2 separate regions of the Homo sapiens genome follow, and region 1 is linked to region 2. Evidence: read pairs that join two places in POLR2A ChIA-PET (ENCODE). Cell type or tissue: MCF 10A. All regions are shown on one strand. Each heading gives the region's core, and the rest is flanking DNA. Links, peaks and the distances in the headings are about the cores only.

Region 1 (5,389 bases), core at 172-5,171, 130 kb before region 2:
TCAAAACTCCCACAATGCCTCATGGTGATGGAGACAGCAGACACACCCAACACTCTCCTCACCTGTTAGCATTCCTTTCTAAGTCCAAACAAAATATGAAAGGGCTGGCACCTGTTCTCGTAACCTGAAAACCTATCCATAAATATTCAATCTTACTTTCCTGAAACATCAAGAAAGTCATAGCCTCCAAGAAAATCCTTTAGGCACAAACAAATTTTTCATCAGCAAAACAGTTCACAGAAGATGTCTCCCTTACATCTTTCCAAGCTTATCATTTTATAATCCTGTGAGCTGACCTCACCTGGCACTTCTCACCCCTTACAATCTCGCATGATCTCCGAGTCCTACCACGCTCTTGTGCTCTTTAAAATAATAATGAACTGAGAGATGACCCCGTGAGTGACTGCTCTTCAGAGCCCCTCCCACTCCTTTTGGAATTTCAGTCTCCATGGAATGACCCCAAGTTGCATCATTATCCCTCTCCTTTCTCCTAGCATGCTGAGAAAGCAAAGAACCAGGGTAAAGACAGGGGTCTGAGTCTGGGGAAGGAAAGTATCAGCACGGCTGCTCTCTTGCCCCCTTTTTCCGCCCTGGTACAGCTAAGAGAGGCAGAGAAGGGGACAACAGAGGTGGGTTTTCAAAGACTGCCCCAGCCACATCCCCTAGGGAGTGGCCAGAGCCTTCGAGCTCTGCTTTTGTTGCCCATAATGTGTTAAACAGTCATCAACTGTCCAACCTCCCCTTTATCCCGACCCCCAGCGAAGGAAGGAAATAATACGTTCTACTTTAAACAAAATCGGAATTTAGAGTTGAAATAATTTTGCTTGTAGCCTCTCAGTTAAGTGTTATTTCCTGCTGGAGTGAACCCTCTAACCTCTGTGCTATCTTTATCATGTCAGCTTCCTAGCATTTAATTTTTTTTTCCCTTGGGAGGGGTGGAAAACTAATGAATAAAATTACAGGTTGCTATCTCTCTCAGGAGACTGCAAATAAACCATGGTAGAAAGAAGTCCATAATTTTTGGAGCTAAAAATAATTATACCAATTGTATTGGCCGTATCACAGTTTTGTGTTGCATCTCTCAGATCTGGAGGACTATTACGATATTTCCAACAGTTCTTTTCAATTGACTGATGGACTCATGAGCATGGCAGGCCTAAGGGACCTCATGAATAAAGGATTATTATTTAAAAAAAAAAAAAAAACTCATTTCTGCACCAGGGCTTAAGAACACATGCAGTGACATGAATCAGTGCTGAAATTTTAAACCTTTAATTGACTTTTTATGGGTCTGTACACTGAATATTAAACACAAGGATTTATTTACATTATATTTCCAAACTAATTTTGCATTCTGTTTTGTTCAGTAACTTTATCTTTTTGTTTTTGAATTTGTTTTCAGCTATCTGACTTTATTGCGTTGTTTTAGACCAATCTACCACATCACCCAAACCTGCTGTTTCACTCTGTGTCATCTTGCTGCATGCTGACATGGTTATGCATACACTGTACATTTTCAATTATCTGGGGTAGTGCGTGATCGGGAGGGCACAGATAAGCAAAGCCCATGGATAATGGTAAAATCTCTCTGTAACCAGTACTTTATTTTCAAGATTTTTCCCCACCATTTCACAAAATCTGCTAGGAAAATCAGTTGGATTTCCAATTTCTCCTCCAGACCATGCTAACCCATTGGCAAAATTGATAAGAATAATAAGCAATAAATGATTAGATGACGATAACGGGAGAATTATAATTGATATACAAACCTGCTCTCCAATGCAGTAATAAGAGTTGGCTCAATCTCAATATGCCCTTTTTCTTATTTCTTTACAGTCTCTGGAGGAGGAGGGAAATCCAATTTGACCCTAAATTGTGCTTTTTGTAAGGCACATGTTGGCCTGATTGGGGCCCAGGAAGAGGGTAGCAAGGTGACTTTGGTACTGCGAAGCAGTGTTACTTCCCTAGATGTCACAGCCAGTCCACCTTGTTCAGCTTGGTGGGCAGCCAATACCTCGGCGTACTATTTACAATATTATATCAGATATCAATGAGAGCAGCCAGTGTAGAAAAAAAGGAAAGGAATTGAACATCACAAGAAAGCTGAAAGAACCTGAGTCTGTGTCTGCATGAGATCAGAGGTGAATCAGAGTGGATAAAAACCAGGAAAACATAATCATGCTTAATGTAGCCTACGGGCTACTTTCTGACTAGGCTTGAAAATCCTGGAGAAAGAAGAACTAGAGATATGTTTGGGATTCCATATTTTTATTTTAAAGATGTAGTTATTGTGTATGTGTGTGCTTGATTTTTTTTTTTTTAATTCTTGTGGCTCAATATGCTTCCTCTTTCCCCACTTCTAGGATCTCTCATTTTTCCCATGTTCTCAGATAATTTGTCTTGGTCTATGTAACAGAAGTCGGCTGGAGTGTTATACTTTGTCTGATAAAACACTGGGATGATCTGTCCATATCAAATCAGCACAAAGTTGTAAAATACCCAAACAATAGTCTCAGAAACACCAAAAATTGCTCAGAAAATAGACTCTAATAAGTCTGTTTTCTAAACAAGAGAATGAATTCATATAAGATGATACAATTAAAAGGAAATGCATTCCCTTTCTCACCCTGCCAACTATTCCCCCTCTCCCTGTGGAGCAGCATATACATTTTATATTTAGTGAAAGAAGGAGCTGGTATAGTAATGGCTGCATGCCACCCTGAAATGCTGCCTAGCAGCCTGGCAGAGTGGGAATTTACTTGTTCTGCTTTGTAGACACAGTTCGTTCCTGTCAGAAGTAGTTGAAACCACATTCAGTGATCTTGAAGAATCTAGGGGAAAAGGAAAAGGGCTTTGAAACTGGAGACAGGAAACAAAAAAACATTTTTTCCAAATGCAAGAGGAAGCTGGATGCTGCAAAATGCAAACTGGCAAGTGTATTTGTTAGGACCTATTTAGCCATCGATAACAGAAAGCAGCCCGGGCTTCTCAAACAGATAGTGGGAAATTCATTGTCAAGTAGACCTGAAACTAAATTCCAATCTAAATATGTTCAAATCTCAGTTTTGCAGCTTCCTAACTCTATGACTTTTGGGCAATTACTTAATTTCTCTAAGACTACAAAATGAAGATCATGGTGGTACCTAGCGTGTGGGTTTATTGTGCAGGTTAAATGAAATGATGCCTGTAAAGTACTTAGCAAAGGAGCTGATGTATTATAAATGGCAACTATCATAATTGTTATGAAAAGACCCATGTGGGGTCATGAATGTTGTATGCAAATGTATAAAGAACGGTCTTATGGAAGAAAGATTTGTTCCATATGGTCTTTATGGGTAGAACTTAGAAGAAAGATTTCAGCATAGTCTGTAGAAAATCAGTTGAACAATCTAGGCTACATAAGATGAGAATGATTTGTCTCAAGAGATGGGAAGCTTCTGCCAATCCCTAGGGCAAGATAAATATCAGCCAGGCAACTTGGTGGGATGTAAAATTTCTCCAGCATTTGGACTCCAGTAGTCCAAAGATGTTTGGACTACGAGACAGCTATTAGGATTCTTTCAAACCTATGAGCTCCTATGATTCTATTATTTCTTTCTCGGCAATTTGCAGTCGAAATGAAAAGAAAATTAAGCTTTAGGAATGGCGGAAAGGAGAATTAAAGCAGACTATTGCTCTATACTTATTGAATGGCCACTGTTTCTCTAGAAAAGATGTGGCCATCATTACTATAGATGACAATAGTTTTCAGTCCTCCAGAAAGTGGGCCAAGACAGATTATAAGGGAATTTGAACACAAGATCCTTGGTTCCTTTCTAAGGACAATATTTGCATATAAGCCTCTAATATAACAAGAATGCATATTCATTCATTTCCTGATTTATGCAAGAAAAAGTTATTAGGCACCAATTATGCACCAGGAGCTAGGGATACAACAATTAACACAATGGGTACAACTCCTGCATCCATGGAACTCATGGTTATTCATTTTGCAGTCTGTAAAATTGTACTTGTTATTTCCAGTAATTTACTATATATAAGTGACTACTTTATAACAGGTTTCAAAACAACCCTTTCTGTCCCTCCTGATACTTAGTTTGCTATTATATCATGCAAAATTGGTACTCTGGCCACACTGAACAGAAAATGTGTCCATTGAGTGGCCTCAAGCATATATTCCAAGAATATTGGTGTGTTTTTAGAGCCACTTATTATTCCATGTAACTACAGACTATTGCTAAATTCTGCTGTTTTTAGAAAAAATTCTCACTATTGAGTCTAGGCTCTTTATTTTACATGGCACAGTTGCACAGTTCCATTTAGAATTAACTAGAAAGCTTATGGCTAACCTACTCTGTGGAACTATACCCAAAACTATATGAAACATATATATGCTGGAACTGGGAGAGCAAAACTGTAAATATTTATGTAATAACCCCTGCTTAGAATCAGATTCTAAATAGTGCCTCATCTTGGTGATCAAGGATACAGAATCTTAGAACAGCAAGAGTTTTTCAGTTCAGATTACAACAACAACAACAAAAAAAGATCTTCACACATCTGCTTATCCAAGGTCCCAGCTATTTTTATCCTAGTATGGGCTCTAGCTTTATCTTGAACTATTCAAAGCCCAGAGGAAAGCTAGAAAGTTTCAATGGGTAAACCATTATTTTTCCTGCTTCTATTAGTAAAAAAGAAAAGGAAAATATTCCAGTTACCAAGAAATCTAGAGAGTAAAGAATTCTTTTTGAAAAATACAGTAGTCATCACCGATAGAGTGAATCATCTGTGAACCTCCCATTACTGCTAATGACTGTCACTCTATTTCAGGATTGTAGTGGAAGTAAGGCAGCTAGGACTGCATCCATAGTCACGAAACTATTTCCTCTCAGATAGTGGATCTTGGACCAGAGAAAAAACATTTATATGCCATCTTATGACTCAGTTCTAAGACCAAAGGTGTGCCTCTTGTAGTGCATACAGTGGCTCTCCTATGCCAGAGGAACAGCCTCAGAAGGCACGGGGTAGTGACACTCAGCTTGCCACCCCATCACTTGGAGCAGAGGAGTCCCTTTATCCCTTCAGCACAGTGGATAAAGTCTATCACTGCACAGTGTTTTAAACTTCCCTGGGGTCCTTGTTATACACACAAATTCTCAAGCTCCACCTAAAACCACTGCATCAGAATCTCCAAGTGAGGGGTCTGGAAAGTTAAATATTTAATAAGTGCCCCTGGTAATTCCTATCTGCAAGGAGGCTAGGGAAACATCACGGAAGATGTCAAAGCTCTGTTTGTTATTCTCCATTGAATCTCCTGGGCTCTAATCAATTTGGTGGCATGAGCAGTACCTTGTCATCCAGCTTGCAGAGGTACCAAAAACCCTTCATC
Region 2 (5,389 bases), core at 190-5,189:
AGTAGAAGACCTATCATTATTTTAAAGAAGATTCAAGGACCCTATAGTTTTTTTTTTTCTTAGCCTGATAAAAAGTTGTACATTTTATATTGATGCAGTGTTGTTTATGAATTACATTTTTAAAAATGTATGGGTACTTCTTCAGAGTTACAAGTGATACAAACATGAGAAGACTATTCTAAAGCATGATCCATTTAATTTAGCAGTACAAACAGAAAGAGGAAAATATTCCCTAAAATTACTTTATAGGATTTGCCTTATAAATTATTCCTTTCATTAATTCAGATACTCATTCCAACATTTATTGAGTGCCTACTGGTTGCCACAGGGTATGCACAGTATTACATGGAAGCAAAGAGGAATCAGTTACATGATTTTGCCTGGGAATGTCATCGAAGGCATTGGAGATAGTAGTGCTTGATCTGAGAGTAGAAGGGTGAATGGCAGCTTTCCAGGTGGACCACTTGGTGAAGGACATTTTTTAAAGAGGGAAAACTTTTGTTCAGGATGAATCACAATGGGTAAACCAAAAAGGGAGGAAGCAGAGAGAGAAGTCAGAAAGCTATTGCAGTCACCAGTTCAGGTGAGATATGATGACCTTACTTTTTAATAATTCCTGTCAGGAGATGGACAGAGTTTTCCTTTTCTTTTTTTCTTTTTCTTTTTTTTTTTTTTTTTTTTTTGAGATGGAATTTCACTCTTGTTGCCAGGCTGGAGTGCAATGGCGCAATCTTGGCTCACCGCAACCTCTGCCTCCCAGGTTCAAGCGATTCTCCTGCCTCAGCCTCCCCAGTAGCTGGGAAGCTGGGATTACAGGTGTGCGCCACCATGCCTAGCTAGTTTTGTATTTTTAGTATAGATGGGATTTCTCCATGTTGGTCAGGCTGGTCTCGCACTCCCGACCTCAGGTGATCCACCCACCTTGGCCTCCCAAAGTGCTGGGATTACAGGCATGAGCCACCGCACCCGGCTAAGAGCTGGACAGATTTTAAAAGTGTAGTATCGGACCTCAAAAAAGCTTGCAGCCCAGGAAAGTCTGTAAATACTTCTGTAAGAGGCCAGGTAAAAGAAAAAAAAATGGGAACAGATAGGTATGGTGAGAGAAACAACTTCTCCTTTAATGCATGATGCTATTGGTTATATTGTGTTCCCCTAAAATTCATCCACTGAAGTCCTAACTCTCAGTACTCTAGCATGTAACCTTATTTAGTAATAGGGTATTTGAATGTGTAATTAATTAATATGAGATCATACTGGAATAGAATATGCCCCTAATCCAATATGATGAGTGTTCTTATAAAAAGCGGAAACTTGGGGTCACATAAACACAGTGAGAAGGCCACGTGAAGAAGAAGGCAGAGATCAGGGTGATGCTTCTACAAGATAAAGAACACTAAAAATTACCAGAAGAAAAACAGAAGATAGAGGAAAGGCATGAAATAGATTCTTTCTCACGGTCCTCAGCTAGTCCTCAACACCCTATTGACAACTTGATCTTGGCTGTGAGGTTCCAGAACTGGGAGACAATAAAATTCTTTTGTCTAAGCCACCTCATTTGTAGTACTTCATTATGGCAGCCCTAGAAATCGAATACATATGCCTTCACAACTGCTCCATAAATGGCCTTGTTTTGTCAAGTCAGCCCAATTCCATCAAGCGTGTAGGAGTGCAACTAGAGTTCATGAAGAGACCTCTAGCCAGAACATATGACCAAGTACCCTACAGTTTAAGAAAGAAGCACAACCATGTCAAAGCTAAATCATTTCTGTCTTAGAGTTAACAGGTGTAAAACCAATAGAAACTCGGTGTTCTAACATTTATTTCAAAATCTATTCTTCTTTTCCCTAGAACCATTCACAAAGTCTTCCATTTGTAATGACTCACTTGGCTCCCTTCCACTACTCTTCTTATTTTGAGCCATTTATTTTTCATCTGTAGATTCAGCCCCACCCCTAATCCAAAATTAAAGATATCCCTAGTCAGAGATTATTTAATAAGCTCTGTGCCAGTGGGTTTATCATCTAATCTGCTTGGACAATGAGCAAGCATTGTTCTAGAAAATAAGCATTGTTCTTTATGACCACATCCCCAGGTTTGGGGCCTGTCTTCAAAGACTAGGTCACATCGGGCCTCCTTACCATTAAGTCTCAATTACTGAGGCTGTTCCATGACTTTCCTGGTGACTCATTCTGTAGCTCACACCTCCCTGACCATCTGTGCCAACTTGGTGTATCTGCCCGGCCTCTGGGTCCTTGCCTTCTCTGCTCTGACATGGCTAGCCACTAACTAGACTCTGGTTCTGACCTACTTCTCTTTCTTCTAAGCAGTGAAGACTTTATTTTCCAGTTTTAAAAATACATTTGGCATAGCTGTCAGTATAAGTTTGGTTATGCTATGATAACAAACAGCCCCAAAACTCAGCACTTAAAACAATCAAGATTTCCCCCTTGCTTCTACTGTATGCCAGTTAAGAGTCTGCTGTGGTGATCTGGTCTCCTCACTCTGGGACCCAGGCTGACAAGTAGCCACCACCTGGAATATCACCACCAAAAGTGGTGGTCAAGGGAAAAAGAGCTCTAAGGAGTGTGCCTTGGCATGTAAATGCTACAGCCTAGAAGTGACTCACATGACTTCCACTCAAAACTCATCAGCTAGGAAATTCAGTATTTGATATCTTGGGAGAGAGAGGAGAACTGGATATTTATAAGTGGCACTAAGGACCACCACACTTGACAATGATTATGTATTTAACAGTTTGTATGTCATCTAGGTCCCTTTTTTCTTGTTCACAGATTTCTAAATTAAAAAAAAAAATAGCTATATAATATGCGTATGGTGCTAGACCTGACAGATACTCTGAGAATAAATATTGTATAATCAAATAACACCTGTTGGGAAATATGTTTTGTTTATCTCTTAGATATTCATTTACTGTCTATTAGCATTTTAAAACCTCTGCAATATTTTAAAAAGAAAAGCCTGTCTAATTTTACTCAATCCAGAATTTCCCTAATTTATTTAACCGCAACTTTTTTTTTCACTACAATTTATTATCAACTTGAGTAAAACACTTGGGTTCATATTGCATTATCTCTTTTAATTTTATGACAACCGTACAGGGTTAGATAAGAAAGTAAGTTTAATATTAAATTTTTTCAATTTATTTTTCTAAAGATTTCATATGAAAGAAAATTAAAATTATTGGTTTTGATAATCTATGAATTTCAAGTACATATCATTTATTTCCCACAGATAATTCAAACTTTGTAGTGAAAAACATTTTTTGAAAAGTCAAAAATATTTAATTGCATAATGAATGGATTTCCACAAATTCAAACATTAAATTGCCAATGTTTTTCTAAAAGTGGCTCTTGCAAAGTGTTATCAATGGAGACAAAAGATTTCATTGAGTTTCCATTTTTTATATTTTATTTTATTTTATTTTATTCTTTGAGAGAGGATCTTGCTCCGTCACCCAGGCTGGAGTGCAGTGACACAATCATGGCTTACTGCAGCCTCGACCTCCCAGGTTCAAGCAAGCCTCCCACCTCAGAGTCTCCCGAGCAGCTGGGACCACAGGCATGCACTCCCATGCCTAGCTAATTTTTTTATTCTTTGCAGCAACAGGGTCTCACCATGTTGTTGCCTGGGCTTGTCTCAGGCTCCTGGGCTCAAACCGTCCTCCCGTCTTGTCCTCCCAAAGTGCTGGGATTATAGGCATGAGCCACAGTGCCAGGCCTGAGTTTCAACTTTGAATATTTCTTTTTTGCCTTTTCTTTGTAATCCTATTTTAATTCTGAAACAAACTTCAAAGGATGGCTTTTTAAAGGAACATGTTATAAATTAATGGCATTTAGTTTTACCATGTGTTTTTCTATTATTAGGTATAATTATTGATTGTGAATTAATGTGACTTCACTTAAGATAAAGACTTACAACTGGATAGAAAGGTATTTACTGAAAATAAAAATAATAATAAACTTTATAACCTCTATCATAATGTGTTTTTGCAAGTTAAAAAAGCTGTCTTTTTAAATTACACAGTTGCACAAAATTCCTTAGTTCATTCACTGTGAAAAAAAAAAATTCTAATTCAACCTTTATGTAAATTGAATACTGATTTTATTGCTCAATTATTTGCAGGTTTTTTTTCTTATGACCATAAGATATGACACCATATTTCTAAGCCATATTTCTAAATCTTTACTCTTTCTCAGTTTCTTTTCCCTATATTTAGAAAAGGTTAGGTCACATTTTCTTAGCAAATTACAAATTTTCAGTGTCAGACATTTGTTTTTCCATATGTATTCTTCTATTTCAGAGTATTCTTTTTCTCCAATATTCTTATACTTTTCTAGTTTCCCTAGTGAACTTCAGCCCATGCCTTTAATTATCTCACATTTGCTAGCCAAACGCACATTTCCATGACCAAAGATATGCTCTCACTACTTTAAAAAAGGTATTTCTGGCCGGGCACAGTGGCTCACCCCTCCTGTAATCCCAGCACTTTGGGAAGCTGAGGCGAGCAGATCCCCTGAAGTCAGGAGTTCGAGACCAGCCTGCCTAACGTGGTGAAACTCCATCTCTATTACAAATACAAAAATTAGCCAGGCATGGTGGTGGGCACCTGTAATCCCAGCTACTCGGGAGGTTGAGGCAGAAGAACTGCTTGAACCCAGAAGGCAGAGGTTGCAGTGAGCTGAGATAGTGCCACTGCACTCCAGCCTAGGCGAGAGAGGGAGACTCTGTCTCAAAAAAGAAAAAATGGTATTTCTTATAAAATTCTTCTATAAAATTTATATTTCTTATAAAATTTCTTTAAAAATTCTCACTGCCATACCTACACATACACATACACAAACACACACCACAAACACCAATAACAACTACAATGACAAAAACAACAATAAAAACCAGTTCTTCCGAGCTGAGCTGCCGCTCGTCTTCCTCTAGAAGTCTAACCAGGCCTCAGCAGAACGACATTGTTTACCAGTTGTAGCTAAGCTGATTGGCAGCTGATTTAAAACAGATCTAACCAGTGTTTCTGGAAAAATGAAACAAAGCTGTAATGAACAGAAAGCAGTTGTTACACCCTAAACTTCATAAGAGAGGGTAAAGGAGAGATTCCTTTGACTTATATTCTTATTCTAGACAACAGGTACTGTTGAATTCCTGCTGAATCCCAAGTTACTCAACACAACGAGATTTCTTTGAATTATGAAACAGTACAACATGATAAGGCTAATCTGAACTAGTACTGCTGCCTTCTTCACCTCCAACAAGTGTGGCAAAGTAAAATATTCATGTGGTCTCCAGGTCCAGCGTTGTTGTGACTTTCATTGTGGATTTGGATTAAGTATGAAGAAGTCCATTTGGTTTTTATATTAAG

Evidence for each region. Peaks named below come from ENCODE experiments on the same cell type or tissue, not always from the same donor. Only the 100,000 strongest peaks of a DNase experiment are listed, where the experiment ranks them.
Region 1: POLR2A ChIA-PET joins it to region 2 with 6 read pairs; 3 of 35 experiments call an interaction of 5 or more read pairs at or near these places.

Annotation. Positions count from the first base shown.
Region 1 is chr12:18,950,947-18,956,335 of GRCh38, forward strand. No RefSeq gene overlaps it. Among named protein-coding and RNA genes, the nearest start is that of PLEKHA5, 180 kb to the right of the region's middle. In MCF 10A, for the core only: no CTCF peak of the experiment used is centred there; no DNase peak of the experiment used is centred there.
Region 2 is chr12:19,083,110-19,088,498 of GRCh38, forward strand. No RefSeq gene overlaps it. Among named protein-coding and RNA genes, the nearest start is that of PLEKHA5, 44 kb to the right of the region's middle. In MCF 10A, for the core only: no CTCF peak of the experiment used is centred there; a DNase peak (open chromatin) is centred at 2,182.